Linked DNA regions of Homo sapiens: regions 1, 2, 3, 5 and 6 are each linked to region 4. The links are chromatin contacts, found by Hi-C in ENCODE. All regions are on one chromosome and are shown on one strand. Each heading gives the region's core, a stretch centred on a gene start or an enhancer-like site at or near the end of the contact. The rest is flanking DNA. Distances are from core to core; before and after follow the strand shown. Region 1 holds the start of TIMM10B (translocase of inner mitochondrial membrane 10B). Region 2 holds the start of HTATIP2 (HIV-1 Tat interactive protein 2). Region 3 holds the start of EIF3F (eukaryotic translation initiation factor 3 subunit F). Region 4 holds the start of BTBD10 (BTB domain containing 10). Region 5 holds the start of FHIP1B (FHF complex subunit HOOK interacting protein 1B). Region 6 holds the start of TPP1 (tripeptidyl peptidase 1).

Region 1 (2,927 bases), core at 179-2,678, 7.0 Mb after region 4:
CTTCCCAAGGAGGCAGTGCCCAAAAGCCCTGTGGTTTTTTGATCCGTTGTACTTCGATAGCTCCTCCTTTCCCTAGATCCAGCAGAACTCTAGACATGTAAGACATAGTTCACAAAACAACAGTTATGAACCAACAAATACTTGGCTCACGGTTATGAGCCACTGAAGTCAGTCAGACTTAAGGACAACTAGACAGAGCTCCCATTTTCTGTCATCTGGGCAGGAACCAATCTCCTGTTGTATAAAATGACCTTCTGGTACTTTCTGGAATCTTGCTTCCTCATCTGTTAAGTGAGGCTAATACCGCTTACTCATAGTTTTGTTGTGAAGATGAACTAAGAGCATGACATATTACCCGTTTTAAAATTGTACACACAGACCCTGCTTTAACCAGATGCCTGCAAATGCTCAGGTTTTCCTTCTACATATAGAAAACAATTTCTCAGCTGCCAGGGCTGAAGCCAGCAGATATGCACTAAACGACAGAACAACGGATTGTGCCAATAAAGTAGGCAAAGCTTCCTTGCCCAGAATATAAATCAAACTGAGTAAAAACTGGGTATATTGGCTCCAGGAAAAGGAGCAAGGACACCCAGCTTTCAGGCAACCTCGAATTCTCTCTGTTTAGGATTCACCAACCCCAAGGTCCACCGGGTCCTTCAATCTGAGGGTCCATCCAAGGCCTTCCTTCCTGGGGTTGGGTATGGCTAGCTGCCTGATGGAGAGACCCCAGGCTGTTCAGCAGCAACGCCTGGCACAGCCGAGGCAGCCTCGTAGTCTGCGATGCGGCGCTGTACCAGGGCAGGCATGAGCTGCACGTAAGCGGCCATGAGGCGGTGGTTGGAATGGATCAGCTTCCCAGCACAGCTGTGCAGACAGGCCTCCTAGAAGGAAGATAGGGTTTAAGTGGAGGATAAAGGTGCCCTGTCGGGTCCGCCTCCTTTCTTCCCCATGCCCAGCCTAGGGGTGAGGGTCGTGGGAAGGCCAGGGCCAGAGGTACGGGAAGTGGGGTGAGGAGGGAAGCAGTCTACCGCTAAACTCTTCTTGCAGCGTAACCTCCCTACACAGTTCCCCACCTCCTCAGCGTCCAGAGCTCGGTGGTGCAAGCTGGGCACACAGCGCTGGAAGCAGAGTTCTGTCATCCGATTGTAGACCAACAGGAAGTCACGCAGCTGAGAGAAAAGGGGGACCACAAACTCAGCGATAAGGGCCCCACACTTCTAGTCAAGGTCGCGCCGCCCAAAGTTTCCCAGGCCCGCGCGCCATAGCCCGAAGTTTCCAGCCCTCAAATCCCTGGCCCTGTGGGGTTCCCGCGATGTGTGCAGGAATGCGAGCTGAACGTCTGGCCTCGAAACGACTTAGTTCTCACTTACGTTTCGCAGTTGCTGTTGCTGCTGCTGCTGCCGCTCCATCACGCCACCGGCGCATGCCGTACGCCACTTCCGTTTCAGCTTCTCGGTGCCGCCCCGGAAGTAACCTCTCGCTGATCTCGAGAGCTAGCTCGAGTATCGCCCTGCCCTGGCTGCGACGTCAGCTCCGCCCTTATAATCTGCGACGTGGCCGGCTTCTTCTGCCCGGAGAGGACGTCATTTCCGCCGAGTCCCTGACCTGCTGCTAGGATCGCGACGGGAACTGGAGCCCGAGGTCCCCGCGCGGCCCGGGCCTGGCGCCCTGAGGGGAAGAGCGGCCCGGCCCGAGGTGAGAGGAACATGCTTGGGCGACGGGAAGTTGAACGCACAAACCTGTCCAGAGGGCAAGATGCCCCGAGCCCCGGGGAAGGATGAGGACACACCTGATGTCCAGGTGTATGGGGGTGGGGGCGGGGACTCACACACCTGGGAGACATAACTGACTGTGGAAGGGTCACCGATATCCTGGGAGAGAGAGGCTTTTACCAGAGACTGGGAACATACACCCACTGATCTAACTAAGGCCTGGTGGGGAGGGCCCGAGGAAGACGAGGTGTATGAGACGGAGGAGGGGAGACCCCCTGAAGGAAGGGGGAAGAAACGCTAAAGGAATGTGAAAGGCCAAGCAATGGAGAACAAACCTGAATAGGGGGGTGAAGACCTGAGCCCTGGAAAGGGTTCATCTCCTCAGCATAAACACGCCTGCATGGAGATAAGTTCTAAGAGAGCAGACTTTCCCTCTTCACTGTTGTATTTTCATTGTCACAAATAGTGCCTGACACATAGTAGGCACTCACTAAATGTCTGCTGAATGAGTGTAGAAATAATCACCAGAGTCCTGGTGAGGTTGGGGGCTTGTGAGAAGACACCGTGCTTTGGTGTGCCTGTTTCAAATGTGCGTTTTGGAGGGGAGAAATACATATATCTGAAGAAAGGAATGATGGCCAAACGCTGGGACACTCAAACCCTGGGACAGCCTTTAAAGAAATGACAGAGGAGGCCTCCTTCTTCTAGAGTGCTGGCCAGTGTCCAGAACTTCTGTGTTGGGCTTTGCAGGGTGCTGGGGTGGAGAGTTTTACTCCAATACCTTTCCTAGCCATGACGGACGGGATCCTAGGGAAGGCAGCCACAATGGAGATCCCTATCCACGGGAACGGCGAAGCCAGGCAGCTTCCTGAAGATGATGGGCTGGAGCAGGTGCTTCTGTTTGATTCTTCTAATTGTTTCAATTTAGGAATCCAATTTATAAATCCTAGGTTCTCACCCTCCATTCCAGTAGCCTTCCCCTGACTTATCTGACTCCCTTCATTCTTTTTACGTATCATTTTGATTCTGTGCAGACTTCCCTTGTGTACTATCTTTATGATGCTTGAATCCAAACTTGTTCCCACCTCCAAAATGCTTCTGCAGCCCCTATGTTCCTGAAGCAACCCCTCTTCTCTGGCCTATAGGACCTCCAGCAGGTGATGGTGTCAGGACCCAACCTCAATGAAACCAGCATTGTGTCTGGTGGCTATG
Region 2 (2,700 bases), core at 21-2,520, 6.9 Mb before region 4:
ACCTTTAACTTAGAGTGAAGGGAATATCCGATTTACAGACACAAGCCTGGGAAGTCAGGCAGGGCAAATTCTTGTAAGTGAATAATCCCACCTTTCACTGCCATAGACCTATCTCACTCTGCAAAGCAGTTTCAGAATCCCTGACAATATTAGTGTGAAGTGCGCAGGTTGACAAAATCAGCAAAGTGGCTGAGAAAATTCTCAAGGTCACCAGGGCTGCCTCTAGAATACAGCTTGTATGACCCTGAAAACAGTGCTCTTCTGTCTCACCAGCCCCCACCCCCATTACAACCCAGACCCAGCTTTATAGGGTTGCAGATGGAGAGAAGGGCTTTGCCCAAGACCACACAATGAGCGGGAGGGAGGCACACCTGGGCTACAATCCAGGAGTCAGACTTCTGGGAGGGACTCTCACAGACCAATCTTGGCCAAGTTTTGATGGCCTCTCACTACCCCCACCACTGGCAGGGCAGTATTCAGCCTTTAGGCATGAAATATGTTCACCTCGCAGAATCCTGGGGGTCCATTTGAGTCCCAGCTGAAATACCCACCACATTTTTATAAGCTTCCTCGTCGAAGGTGAGCTTCCTCCGGCCAATGAGCGTGACTTTGGAAAACAGGCCCTGCTCCAGGATTTCCTTTAAGAGCACTCTGCCGGTTTCTCCGCTGGCGCCCAAAATAAAGACGGATTTATTCTGCATCCTGAAGTCTTCCCGAAGCTTCGACAGGGCTTCTGTTTCGGCCATGCTGGGGAAATAACATCGACAGATGCCGGTCTTAGGGTGTCAGGGGACTGCCAGTCCTTATCCCGAGGAACAAGGGCTGTTTATCTGTTAGGGAGGAGGATATTGTTCTCCGCAGTCCGGGCTCTGGGGAAAGTGCTGAGTCACGTGCGGGGCGCGGCTCCCCGGCCATCGCCCGCACCTGAGCCAGCAGACCCATCGGAAGGGGCCCGAGCTGGAGGGTGCGCCCAGGTGCCACAAGCTGCTGGCATCACTGGGCATACCCCACGGTATCCCCGGCCCGGCCAGGAGACCTGGCCCAGCTCGGTCCCATACGCGGAGGGGTTACCTGGGGCCAGCCCCCGGCCCCGGGTCCTCACGACGCAGCAGGAGCAGGGCGGCCGCCAGAGCAGCCGCCGCCGCCGCGCTCAGCGCCGCAGGCCCGGCCATCAGAGCATCCCACCTTCCCTGGTCGGACCGGGGGGGTTGGAGGCGACGGAGACAGCGCCTACCCGGCTTGGTCTTCCGGGTGGCCTCGCGGCGACGCTGCCTCGCCCCGCCCACAGGGGCGGGACCTGGAGACGAACTCCTGGCACCCTCACAGGCGCGGGGAAGGTGACCCCGAGAGCACGTGCGCGGAGCCGCGACCCTTCCTAAGTTTGGAATCTGCAAGACCCTCTTCCCGCGTTTTCCCTCACCTGCTGGGCTCAGCTCACCCAGGCGCCAGCTAGTAGACTTGCCAGACTTGATCTTCAATGGTCCCCCCAGCTGGAATGTCAATTGTATATTGGCCATCATCTCAAATTCACCAAGTCAAAAACTTAACCCTGCCTACCCAACCACCCCAAACAGGAATAAAACAAACCTATTCCTAGCCTCTCTTGGGTGTCACTGTCCCTACATAAACATACACACACACACGCACACACACACACACCTCCTTCTACCCTGTCAAGTCAGAAATCAGGATTCCTTTGATTCCTTTCTTTTCTAGCCTTTCCACACTACAGACTTATCAAGTCCTGTTATCCCATCTGCCTTACAAATATTTCTCCCATGTAATTCAAGCTCGCATCATATCTCCCCAGAATAAATGGTCTACCTGCCCAGGTCCTGGCCTAATTCATCACCTAGATGGTTGAACCCGGGTGACCTTCCACACCTGTGATTCAGTCTTCCTAGCCCAGATCAGTGGTTTGGGACACAGGTATCTACACTGGGCCTGTCCTGGATCTTGGAAGTCCTGAACAGAGGTTAGAATGACAAGCAGAAATCTGAATAATTTCAGATTGTTCAGGTTTTGTTGGGAACATTGGTCATTTGGGGGCCCCACCTCCCATCTAGAAGCCAATGAAACACATTGCCTCTTCCATCTCCATGGGAGTTATTATATGTAGGCTTTGCCTAGGCTCAGCAAGCCAGAGGCTCACGCATAGGTTTTCAGTTTTGGAGGAGTAATGAAAAGATGCAGTGAAGGCCTGAGATATATGTGGGTTGGTTGGGGCAAGGGTATAGGATTATGGCATCATATGATCCACCAGCCATCTGATGGTCTGATCTTGTCTTAAATTCCTGCCTGTTTTCAGAGACTGTTGTGAATACAGTACTTCCTGTTATTCTTCTGATAAATTCCTGTGCTGTATAAGCTTACCAGATATATTCTGTTGTTTGCAATAAAAAAGCTTGATTAATATAGAGCAGTGTGGTTCATTCCCCACTGGCCTGTCACAGTGCCTGGACTCTTCCCTTTGAGTTCCTAAAGGTTTTCTACAAGAATGCAATGTTAAACCTTGTCAGCAAACACTGTCCTAGTAATTCATTTATCAAATCTGTCACAGAAATTATTCATTGTACCCTGTCTATTCTTCCCCTTTGTTTAAAATTGTGGCATAATTAATATACAATAAAATGTACAGAACCTAAAGGTTCTGTTCCATGATTTTAGGAGATTGTATATACACCTAAATAACCACCACCA
Region 3 (2,700 bases), core at 126-2,625, 5.5 Mb after region 4:
TTGCAATATACCAACTGTCTTCTATGGTGTAAGAACTAGTAGATGTTCAAGAGTATGAAAGAGAAAGAATGCTTGTAAATAAAGTGGATTCACAAAGCTATTTAAAATCTGGCACTAAGATGGAATGGAAACGAATTTCATGGGACCAGCATAGTCTCCAGAAAGGAATTTATTATCAACAATCCCTCTTTAGTGCTTTTCCATTTTACAAACTACTTTAACATAAAATATCTATTCCCCAAATTTGGAACACAGGCAGAGAATGGGTCATTTTTCGACCTGAAGGTTAAGGGCAGAAATATAAACAGATAATACAACTGTTTGCGTCCAAATGCAAAATGGGGGAACAGGGTTTCTCACATTAGGTACTAATATTAGGGGACACTGAGGGACACAGATCAGGCTCAGACGTTTAGGACAGCAGAACACTATAAAATCCCAAGCGGGTTCCAACCAAACCGGTTTACTTGTTGGGAGGAATGTTTTTTTACAAACGTCCCCACTCCTTTGACAACTGGTTAGAAAACTTTGTCAATACCTGGAAAACGATGACATTTAGTCAGTGGATAAGGGAGAAATATGTGGTCACTGGTATAGGGAGTCAAGGGTTCCTGACTTCCCACTCGGCGTGTGAACTCATTTTTGGTAGATGCAGCCCATCATACTTGCCATAAACTGCTGTTTATGTAAAATGTAAACCACTGGCATAAATGTAAACCACTGGCATAAAATATTCAGTAAATGACACAACTACTCCTTGTGTATTTTATGTCGCTTAAAGTGACAGCAATCCGGCAGGAGAGAGAGGAGAGATGCAAGTGCTTGAGAAGATAAGTCACAGCAAAAGGTAGGATGCAGATATAGATTAAGAGGTCATTGGGGATGGGAGGAAAGGACGGTAGGACACCAGGAATTAAAGAATTAATGAGTTAGGGGAGTGAGATAAATGAGAAGTGGGAGGAAGAAAAGAATGTTAACTTTCTCTGACCACTCACCCAACAGGGTCCCGATAACTCGGGCAGCACCCTCGTTGCGTCTCTCGTAGCTGTCCACAATGGAGGCCAAAATGACTGGGTGCAGCCTGACCACGCGGCCGCCGGGGAAGGGCCCTGGAAGAGCAGGACCAGGCAGAGCGGGCGCTGGGGTCTGCGCTGGAGCTTGCGCTGAGGCCGGGGTCTGGCCAGGAGCCGCAGTTGCAGCCGCTGCTGCCGCAGGGTCTGAGGATGAGGCTGGAGCCGCAGCGGGAACCGGAGCCGCAGCCGGTGCTGGCGTTGGCGCTGGAACTGAGGCTGGGGCCGCCGCCGGGACTGGGGTTGGCGTGGCCGGAGGAGCACTTACTGGTACCGCCGGTGTGGCCATCTTGTCGAGAAAGAAGGAGGCGGAAGCGGAAATGACAGCATTCATGAATATCAGGAGCTTGATAGGCTGAATATACACCACGTGAGCTAGAGCTTTTTGCTGATTGGTTACTGGTGATACTTCTCGGAGCACTGAAATAGTCCCGCCGTTGGTAATTTCTTCTGGAATTTGTGCGCTCTGCTTTTGGCCCGAGGAGCACTCAGGAAACCCTGGGCTAAGTAGTTCCGGGTAAAACTTGGGACGGCGTTCGAAGAGAAACACTTTGTGCAGCTGCCGCCAGGTGGAACCAGAAAGCAGCGCGGAGGTCGAAATTCGTGTTTTAGACTTAAATGAGATAATGGATGTCAAAGTGCCTTTAAAAAGGATTTTAAGGCCAGGCGCGGTGGCTCACGCCTGTAATCTCAGCACTTCGGGAGACCGAGGCGGAAGGATCGTTTGAGCCCAGAAGCTCGAGGCTGCAATGGGCGAGAAGGAGAACTTAGCTGGATTTCTCCTGCTGCTTTGAGAAGAGACTGGAGGGTGAGGGGAGGTGAGGAGAGGGAGGCGAGAGAGGGAAAAGCAGGGAGACCTGCTGGGAGGCCACTAGGTAATCTAAGTGAGAGATGATGGTGGCTGGGACCAGGCTGGTAGCAGTAGAAGTTCTGAGAAGTGGGAAGATTATGGATATATTTTGAAGGTAGTTTCAATAGGGTTTCCTGAGAAATTGTATATGAGGTGTGAAAGAGAGGAGTCAAGGAGGACTGCAATTTTTTTTTTTTTTTTTTGTACTGAGCGATTAGTAGGATGAAGTCACCATCAATTGAGATAGCAAAAGCTGTAGGTAGAGCAGGTTTTGGGGAAAAGATCCTGATTTCATTTCTGAATGTGTCACCTTTGAGATGTCCATTACACATTCAAGTGGAGTTGTAATAAGGTGTATAAACTAGTCTGTACTTTAGGAGAGGATTATATGAGGTATTGCCTTGTAAAGCTCTTAGCACATGCCTGATATACAGTAGTTATTAAGTCATAGCTATTATCACTATGTGATGGAGGGAGCTCTGACCATAACCCACTGTGTAACTTGGGGCAATCTACAAGTTTTTTCTGAGCCTCAATTTCCTTCTTGGTATAATGGGGTGATAACATCTGCTTGTAAAGACAAAACAAAACACCAAAAAAACTGTCAACTCCCTTAATTAGGTCAAGTCCTAGTGTCCAGCTGGCAAGTGGATAGGTGAGGTTGAACTTCTTATCCCTGATTCTGTGCCCAAGAGTTGATTTCTCCTTGGAGAAATCTTCCATTATTAGAATTCACATGACGCTGCTCCCCTGTAAATGCTCTGTGTAGACATGCATTCT
Region 4 (2,700 bases), core at 181-2,680:
TGGAAACTACAGCAAAATACCAGAGTCTTTCTTTAGAAAAGGACAGCTTCTATTTTGATGTAAGAGTATGGCTCCTCATTAGCCCTAACTTGGACTACAGAATGACTTCTTCTGAGCAGAGCTTATAGGAGAAAATTTTGATAATAAATCAGGACTGATGACGTTTTTGTTTTTTGCCTGAGAATTTTCTCAGAGTTTCTCTGAGAAACTGTATCACAAAATTCCTATTAGATTGCTCTTATGTAGACAACTTGAAATTATTGGCAATTTCCAATTTAGCAAAATGTTGGCTATAATAACTTAGTGAATTACGACAATAACCCGTTTCTCTTAGGTTTCTGATATTTAAGTGTCCTTACAGGAGAAAGATGAAGTTATCTTATAATTGTCCAGCTCAACTGCTCATCTTCTTAGCATAAACACTGATTTGGAAAATACTTTGCGTATCACACGTAGGAGCCTGGGAATGTTCTCATCCGAACTAAACAGTGGTTAAAGGTTTTTCAACAAAGTTCTTGCTGCAATATCTGTTTTCATACCCAATTACTCAAACCAGGTCCTCTTCCTCTTTGCTTCCTCTCCTTGCAATGCCCTTCCCTCTCTTCCCTAAACTGGAGAACTTACTTATGCTTAAGATTCAGCGCAATTGTCACTCCCAGGTGAAGGCTTTCTCAACAAGGCCTCCCCGTCTGCTCCCAGAGCTCATGGCAAGCAGCTCGGCTTTTATCAGAGAATAATGGGATTATCTATTTTCCTGTAGGTCTTGCCCCGGGGGTGTAAGCTTCGAAGGCGGAGACTGTGTCTTTTACATTTTTTCCCGTTTTTATTGCCCAGCCAGCCCATGTAGGTGACTCTCGGTGTTTCCTAGGCGGCCAAACTGAAGGAGTTTCAGCTGGCACAGGGGTTCCCGCCAACCGAGCGTTTAAAAATAAGCAGCGGGGGACGTTAGGGAACAGAGGGTGTCCCTCACGACGACCGACTCTCATCAGGTCCACGCCGGCAGAAGCGATTTTGCAGTTTGCTTTGATGAGGAAAACGCTCTCCCTGAAGAGTCCCTGCACTATTTCTCCAACTCTGTGACCGAGACGCTGTCCACTTTTCTCTAACGGTGACAGGAAGTCAAGGGGAAAACGTGGGATTCAAAGGTTTGAAGGTAACAGCCCTCAGCCACTCGGGCTCGAGGCCCGCGGTTGACCCGAGCTGATGTCTGTGAGGAGAGGTCGCGCGGCGCCTTCCTCTCCACGCGCCTGAGATCCCACCCGTGGCCGCCGCGCCCTCAACTGCCTTCTCCTTCGGTGCCCCGCCCACCCCTGGGCGGAGAGCACCGTTCTCGCGAGAACGCTGCTGGCCTCGCCTCTTCGCATTGTGAGCTCTCGCGGTAAGAGGCTGAGGAGCCGGCCTGCAACCTGCCGGGGCGGCTCCGCTACGCGCAGCCGCCTCAGTGGCTTCCTCCACAGCCACCTCCGGAGGGATCTGGCTGAGGAGGAAGTGGAGGTGTCACTGGCCCCGGCCTTTGCCCCAATCTTGTGTGGGCACTGAAGGGGGACTACAGGTTCGAGAGTGAGTGGACTCAGCTGGGGAACTCGGCGGGGGCGGCGCGGGAGGCTGGGCTTGGCCGGGGCGAAAGAGGAAAGGGGCGGAGGGCGAATCTGGGCGTGAGAGCCAGGCTGCTGCGGCGGTGGTCTGGGCGGCCGGACCCTGCTCGGGTACCGTGGGTGGCGTTTTGGGCTCCGGCCACGAGCACCCAATTAGGAGAGGCCGGGATAAGACTTGAGTTTTGCGGCTGCTGCTTTTGGGTTGGGAGTCCGGGGGCCTTTCTCCGGGGATGAAGGCGATACCCTCATCCCTTTCCAGGGCAGAGGAACCCCGTGCCCCGCCCCTTTCCTGTCATCTCAGACGAACGCAGCGACATCCTGAGGAAGGCGCATCACAATAGGGGATAAGGTGGTGGGCAGCCTCCCTCTGGGTGAAGAGGAGTGAGACCCCACTAACGTGCTGCGTGGTTTTATGTTGTAACCATTTTACGTGTGGTAAAGCTTTGTTTTCTTAAAACTTGCACGGAAAAGGTTCTGATGTCTTTCTTCTTCAGATGCAGGTGCCCTGACACCCTTATCTTTGGGAATGGGGCGGGGGAAGGTGAGACATCGGTTAGTAATTTGTTAGTGTGGGCCAGTGTGACTGTCCCTGGGCCTCACAGATTTCCTGCTTCTCCTTTCTCAGTATTCTGAGTCCATGATGAAAAGTCACTAGTCCAGACATGCTGAAAGATAGAGCTTCACTTGCTTGTGGCTTTGTGCACTTAGTAAACAAGATTATTTTACGAAGATTTATTATCTTGCAGAGTTTTCATGCTTTTTATTTAAATTAGCAATCTAAATGAAACAGCACAGGATATTAATTGTATTTGGACAACTGAGTTCCTTCCCGCCCCTATCCTCCCAACCCCCCAACTACACAAATTTGATCAAAATCTTTTAGAGAGGGGGTTAGGGATAAATTTTCAATGAAAGAGACTGTGGAAATCGGAATAAGAGATATAATAAAGAATGCAGCCATAACGGCCAAAAGAGTTTCTGTATTAGAGAGCCTGTCCAGGATTGAAGTTCAGTCCTGAAACCCAGGACTGCAGTTGTCATTTGAATATAAAGCGGAAAGCAGTAGAAAATACTTGGGAAGGGATTTGAAAGTGGACCAAGACTG
Region 5 (2,700 bases), core at 1-2,500, 7.2 Mb after region 4:
CTAACTGCAACCTCCGCCTCCCGGGTTCAAGCGATTCTCCTGCCCCAGCCTCCCAAGCAGCTGGGATTACAGGCGCGCGCCACTACGCCCAGTTAATTTTTGTATTTGTAGTAGGGACGGGGTTTCACTATGTTGGTCAGGCTGGTCTCGAACTCTTGACCTCGTGATCCGCCCGCCTCGGCCTCTCAAAGTGCTGGGATTACAGGCGTGAGCCACCGCGCCCAGCCGGTAAAGTACTTTTAAAACTACATGCCTTATCTGAAACTTCTATTTTTCTATTTTAGTTTATCTTACTCTTGCTTGTTTCCCAAGACTCGGCTTAGACACCGTCACCTCCCGGAAGTCTTCCCTAAGCTCCTTCACCGTACCTTCCTCTCATCCTCTATACATGCAAATCATGCTAAGTGCTGCTCCTAGGTGGCCCCCGTAGTAATGTACTTATTACACTACGCTGCAATTCTCTGAGGTCCTGGAGAGCAGAGGCCGGTTCTAATTGATCCGGAATCCAGCTGGGCATGCAGGCACTTATTCCGTGTTCCTTGACTAAGTGCTCAAGGGGTGACGGAGCAGCACAGCACAGCGGTGTTGGGGGAGCCAGGGGCAGTCACCGCTGGGGTACTAAAGTAGAGACCAAGCTATGCACGACGATGGAGCAAAATGAACTAGAGTGCCCGCAGTCAGCCCTCTCTAGGGCTCCACTTTTCCGCAGGCCCGGCCCACCTACTGATTCCTCCTCTCTTTTCGTGATAGCCTCGCCCCTCCACACCCACTCTTCCACTCCAAGCGTCTCCTGGAATCCATGGCCCCACCCCTTTCTCGCTCGTCTTTCTTCCGGCTCCATCTCTCCCAAGCCCCGCCCTTCTGATCTTTCCCTGCCTGTAAAAATCGCCTCTCCTTAGGTCCCGCCTTCTGCCCTCTGGTTCCACCTTTCCTTCCCGGGCTCCGCCTCCGCCCTGCCGGCCTCCACCTTCCCAGAGGCCTTCGCCTATGACACGCCGGAGTCCTTCTGAGGGGCGGGGTTTACGTACGAAGGGACGGAACCAAGAGGAGAGGCGGTGCTCCTCCCTCGGATAGCCGTCGGCGACCCCGCCCTTGCGTTTAGCCGTTGCCAGGAAACAAGCGTCCTTGCTCGGGTTTGGTCCGGCTCAGCCAATGAGCTGGCACGCCATTGCCCAGTCGTGCGACGCCGGGCGGTTGCGTGTGGTGCGCGGGGGCGCGGGCTGCGTGTGGCGCGGGGCGGGGCGCGGCTGGTGCGCTTGAGAAGCGATGGCGGCGGCCTGAACTCACCTAACACCGCAGCAGCAACCGGGCCCGGCCAGGTTCGGCGTTCCGTGAGTGAACGGTACGCATGGGCCAGAGGGCCTGGAGAGTCGTTTGTGGGGATGAGAGACTGGGAAAAGACGGTGACGGGTTTGGTTACTGTACTGGTTGTGAGGGGTTGGCAGGTGGTGAGGGTCCGGGTGTGAGTGTCTAAGATAGGGAAGGAGGGTGAGAGCTTACAGGTGAGTGGACAAATGAGGGGCTGTGAGAGGCTGGGTGCTTTCGGAGGTGCCAAGTTGAAGGGACTCCTGAACGCGGTTTACTAGGGCTGGGGCTACTGAGGGCTGGTGTGAAGGATACCCTGGGACTAGAGTGAGGGGTAAGGCCTGCGCGAGGAGAGAGAGAGTAAAAGGCGCAGGTGGGAGCCTGCGGGGTGGCGGCAAATTGGTGAGGGAGTTGAAGGCGAGGCATGGGAGGAGGGAATTAGGGCTTGTGAGACTTGGATAAAGGTGAGAGGTTGGTTCTGAGGCCTCCTTCGATGGACTGCCCTGTCCAGTGAGAGCAATAGTTTTAGACAAAGTAGGGCAGCTTAGATGGAAGTGTTGTGCACCTGACTCCTCTGCTCCCATGGACTTTCCATATTCTGGAGGACGAGAAAATGAAGGTGTCATAGGCAATAGTACTATGGTAATGAAAGTCATATTTGAGGCTCAGACTTCAACAGAGTAATCACAGAAACTTCAGTTCCTTCGAGTTCCTTCTCTGGACTGCATAGTTGAAGATGGGCCCTCTCATGAAGGGTTTTGCGCTGTGACAGCTTGTGTTTTCTCTCTACTTGCTTCTGGACAACCTTATTCCACTGTTGCTCCTTACCTGTGCTTAACTGTGGGTCTTTGATTGGATTGACCATATTCAGTTGCTAATTCTACTTTTATGGAGGTCATATGGTTTGCCCTATACAGTACTATATTTAGGATCCCAAACAGGATGGCCTTACTCTCCTTTCTTACAGTTGAATTTTTTAAAAAGCTAGTTTATATTATATTTAAAATGTGTGTTTGATGAGTTTTGACATGTGTACACATCTGTGAAATCATCATCAGTCTCAAGATACTGAACATTTTAGCCACCTGAAAATTTATCTCTTCCTCTCCACACCCTGTAGTTGGGTTCATCTTACTAGCATTCTTTTAGGTCCTCTTCTCCCCACCAACCCAAATGCACGTGAAATTCTGGAAAGTTGGTTTGGCATTCAGTGATAATGGCCACTTTCACACTACTAAATTTTCCTCTCTACTGCTAGTCAGCCATGGGGTTGGGACATCCTATTCTTTCCAGACTCAGAAAGAGTTAAGTCTTTCCTTAACTCTACAGTGGACAGGGAGAGACCATTTCCTGAGAATTAGACAGCCTCAGTCCCCATTCTTTTCCAGAGTCTTA
Region 6 (2,976 bases), core at 477-2,976, 6.8 Mb after region 4:
GCCAGCAGGGCCTTGAGAGGGATCAGTTGGGTGGGAGAGGGGATCTTGGGGATGAGCAGCTCTGGGCCCGAAGTTCTTAAAATAAGTTGGGGTGGGTACAAGAGCAGTCAAGTGGTTTATTTGTTCTTCTTGGGGGCCACTAAAAATCCACATTGTAAAAAGAGCTCAATTTGTTGAGCCTTTGTCATGTCAGGCTCTCTGCAGGTGGCTGCCTTGCTTAATCTCAGTGTAAATTTTCACAGTCATACAAAGGGATTTGGGAACCACTGGTGTTGCCTGTTCTTTGGGGAGCCAGGCTGTGAGGGAAAGGCAATTGGCCAGTGTTTGAGAAGTTCATGAGATTGAGGAAATTAGAAAAAAAAAAAAAAGTTGTGGTCAAAGGGAAATGTTTCTGAGCATGATGCTAGTAAATACAGCTCTAGGATCCACGCTTAGTGGGAAACTGGAGGGATCAATGGACAGAGAGAAGTCAGATTAATAGGAGTGAGGAAAAACAATGGCTTGAAAAAACAGAAGGTTATAGTCTAAGAAAGCATTCTATAATTATAATTTCAAAGGTAGAGCAGTTTTGAGAGATAGCAAGCCCAATGCAGCCATGGGACTGGTTTGCTTAAGTGAAGTGAAGGTAATGCTCACTGGGTTTAATGAGATGAAGAAATGGAAGGTTAGGGTGTTGAATGGGTCTTTTACCTAGATATTTTGATCATCTAGGTCAAATGATCGCAGGAGTTGGGATGGACAGAAAGGTGAAGTGCCATAATCTTCAGTGTGGGAATATAATCTATAGGTTAATGGAAGCCAGTGGCCTGTAGGACAACAGCAGGAGTAGAGGGATCTATCTAAAAAGTATTGAGGTCAGAACAAGGGATTTCACATGAGTATTGGATTAATGGTTTTGGAAGTTAAAATGACACTGCTGACACCATCTTCCATATGGATTTTTGGGGGGAAAAAAAGGAAGACTGGAAGGGAATTGAATCCTCAGGGTTTTAACTCTCATTGAAAATCCTCTTGTAATGACCCCAGTTGGAAGTAGTAAACTCAGACCTCCTTGTGGGCTTTGAGTTACCATTAGAAGAAGCAAAGGTCCGTTTCCATTTTATCCACCTGAGCCCACTAAACAAGATGCAAGATTCCTCCATGGCCCTTAGAACAAAGTTGATTTCCTTGAAAACCTTGGGAACCCATAATAAACAGGACCCCAGCTGATTGTAGATCTCCTGGGAAGCTACTTAAAACTGGAAACTGATTTGAATAAAAGGATCCTGGTCTTGCAAAAGCTTTACTCTGTTCATAAATGTAGTCGTAAAATGAAGACAAAATTGATAATATGGGGACATAAAGGATAAAAGAGGAAAAAAATTTTTTCACTGCAATCTTTCGAGGCAGATCACTTTTATATAAGTCTCCATATTGTAAATGCAGAAACCTAGGCTCTGAGAGGTTATTTTGCTGATGTCATACAGCTAGGAAGAACCCCAGTCTGTGGGTCTCTACAGCCCACTCACTTGTGGTGATTCCCAGGGGACCAGGCTCAGGACGCAGGTGGGGAGCCCTGGGCTTACTCAGTGCTTGACTGGCCAGAGGGGAGAATCCGGGTGGCGGCCCCACCCTTGCCTAGCATTTGGGACCACCCATGCAAGGGAGGAGCCAGTACCGTCACTAGTTACTAGGCAGAGGGGTAGTGGTGGTGGAATATAGAGCTCATGTGATCCGTCACATGACAGCAGATCCGCGGAAGGGCAGAATGGGACTCCAAGCCTGGTGAGAAATTGAGAGGGCTCGGGAGAAAGGGATCACGTTGGAGGGAGCACACATTGGGAGGGTGGGAACACAAGGACAACGTAGCTCCCACTGAAACCCACCTGCTGCCCCTACAGCCTCCTAGGGCTCTTTGCCCTCATCCTCTCTGGCAAATGCAGTTACAGCCCGGAGCCCGACCAGCGGAGGACGTGAGTTGACTTAGCACAGACTGCCCCCTTCCCCATACCCTGTTCTGCCTCCCACTGTCCTGGTCCTAGCTTCTCTCACCCCCGTGCCAGCTCCTAGTACGCACTCCATAGCTTCATCTCTATGTTCCTAGCCTCAGTCCCCTATCATTCACCTCATGTGATCTGTATCTGCTCCTAGGATCCTCCCCAAGGTCTCAGCTCCTAATCTGGAACCTTCCATGACCAATATTTTCCATCTCCACCCTAACCAAAGCCATGTCCCTGACCCCTGACCCTACAGGCTGCCCCCAGGCTGGGTGTCCCTGGGCCGTGCGGACCCTGAGGAAGAGCTGAGTCTCACCTTTGCCCTGAGACAGCAGAATGTGGAAAGACTCTCGGAGCTGGTGCAGGCTGTGTCGGATCCCAGCTCTCCTCAATACGGTGCCTTTTGGGACTGAGGACAGGATGTGGGATGCGGTGGAGGGACACAGGGCTGGGTTGGGCATGGGATGGCGATCATGTCAGAGCCTGCCAAGACACTTGTGTTCCTCAGGCTAGAAACCTAAAAGGGGATGTGGTTCAGTATACAGGCTTTATGATCAAATACGAACTCAAATTCTGACTCTGCTACTTACTAGCTACCAGGCATCTAGTACAACTTACGTTCCTTCCCCTACCCTCAAATCCATTCTAATTTCCTCTTTTGTTCACATACTAAGGCTGCCAGTTCTAACTCCCAAAGAGCCTTTGGATTAATCTCCTTCTTGCCGTCTTTTGTTACGACCAACTCCGTTATTTATTCCCACTCCTGGACTACTGCCCAGCTCCCCAGCTGATCTGCAGTCTCCTCCCTCCACCCCACCCCTCACTGTACTCCCCCACTCTGCTTCAAAACAGTCTCTCCAACAGTCAAAATGGATTGGTTCCTTCTCCTGGTTAAAGCCCTTCACAGCAGGGGGAGTGTGTGCTTGTGAACTGCAGAGGCTGGGGACGGGGCAGTGTGACACTAGTGTGCATGGCAGGAAACAGTGACTCACCATCGTGT

The links. Hi-C counts contacts between places; a loop is a spot of excess contacts on that map. Pooled maps may share reads with other maps.
Region 1: a loop to region 4 is called in a pooled map, with 16 times the contacts of the local background. The contact joins the promoter of TIMM10B here to the promoter of BTBD10 in region 4. A Hi-C loop is called at or near these places in 5 of 50 pooled maps.
Region 2: a loop to region 4 is called in a pooled map, with 9 times the contacts of the local background. The contact joins the promoter of HTATIP2 here to the promoter of BTBD10 in region 4. A Hi-C loop is called at or near these places in 3 of 50 pooled maps.
Region 3: a map of CD8-positive, alpha-beta T cell shows a loop between it and region 4 (12-fold over the local background). The contact joins the promoter of EIF3F here to the promoter of BTBD10 in region 4. A Hi-C loop is called at or near these places in 3 of 168 maps with a recorded cell type or tissue (CD4-positive, alpha-beta T cell, CD8-positive, alpha-beta T cell and naive thymus-derived CD4-positive, alpha-beta T cell), 1 of 37 single-sample maps with no recorded cell type and 10 of 50 pooled maps.
Region 5: a map of CD4-positive, alpha-beta T cell shows a loop between it and region 4 (8-fold over the local background). The contact joins the promoter of FHIP1B here to the promoter of BTBD10 in region 4. A Hi-C loop is called at or near these places in 4 of 168 maps with a recorded cell type or tissue (CD4-positive, alpha-beta T cell, CD4-positive, alpha-beta memory T cell, CD8-positive, alpha-beta T cell and 1 more), 1 of 37 single-sample maps with no recorded cell type and 7 of 50 pooled maps.
Region 6: a loop to region 4 is called in a pooled map, with 10 times the contacts of the local background. The contact joins the promoter of TPP1 here to the promoter of BTBD10 in region 4. A Hi-C loop is called at or near these places in 2 of 50 pooled maps.

What each region holds. Positions count from the first base shown.
Region 1 is chr11:6,480,002-6,482,928 of GRCh38, reverse strand. TIMM10B (translocase of inner mitochondrial membrane 10B) reads right to left here and starts at 1,428. Exons shown (of 3, transcript NM_012192.4): 1 at 1,374-1,428; 2 at 1,077-1,172; 3 at 1-884. The coding sequence starts at 1,412. The coding sequence ends at 708. It overlaps ARFIP2 (ARF interacting protein 2), which reads left to right and starts at 1,598. Exons shown (of 8, transcript NM_001376558.2): 1 at 1,598-1,698; 2 at 2,466-2,606; 3 at 2,861-2,927. The coding sequence starts at 2,508. RefSeq lists enhancers at 1,320-1,369, 1,850-1,969, 806-2,005.
Region 2 is chr11:20,362,284-20,364,983 of GRCh38, reverse strand. It overlaps HTATIP2 (HIV-1 Tat interactive protein 2), which reads right to left and starts at 1,270. Exons shown (of 5, transcript NM_001098522.2): 1 at 552-1,270. The coding sequence starts at 746. RefSeq lists silencers at 921-1,063, 850-1,269.
Region 3 is chr11:7,986,012-7,988,711 of GRCh38, reverse strand. It overlaps EIF3F (eukaryotic translation initiation factor 3 subunit F), which reads right to left and starts at 1,375. Exons shown (of 8, transcript NM_003754.3): 1 at 996-1,375. The coding sequence starts at 1,359. RefSeq lists enhancers at 1,081-1,130, 599-1,137, 1,138-1,677, 1,561-1,740.
Region 4 is chr11:13,461,952-13,464,651 of GRCh38, reverse strand. BTBD10 (BTB domain containing 10) reads left to right here and starts at 1,430. Exons shown (of 9, transcript NM_032320.7): 1 at 1,430-1,560. RefSeq lists an enhancer at 1,061-1,250.
Region 5 is chr11:6,233,186-6,235,885 of GRCh38, reverse strand. It overlaps FHIP1B (FHF complex subunit HOOK interacting protein 1B), which reads left to right and starts at 1,250. Exons shown (of 12, transcript NM_001098794.2): 1 at 1,250-1,342. It also overlaps a transcript of CNGA4 not described here. RefSeq lists enhancers at 836-915, 313-1,003 and silencers at 1,046-1,345, 1,526-1,575.
Region 6 is chr11:6,618,172-6,621,147 of GRCh38, reverse strand. TPP1 (tripeptidyl peptidase 1) reads left to right here and starts at 1,726. Exons shown (of 13, transcript NM_000391.4): 1 at 1,726-1,764; 2 at 1,881-1,952; 3 at 2,233-2,372. The coding sequence starts at 1,748. RefSeq lists an enhancer at 1,356-1,405 and a silencer at 1,956-2,005.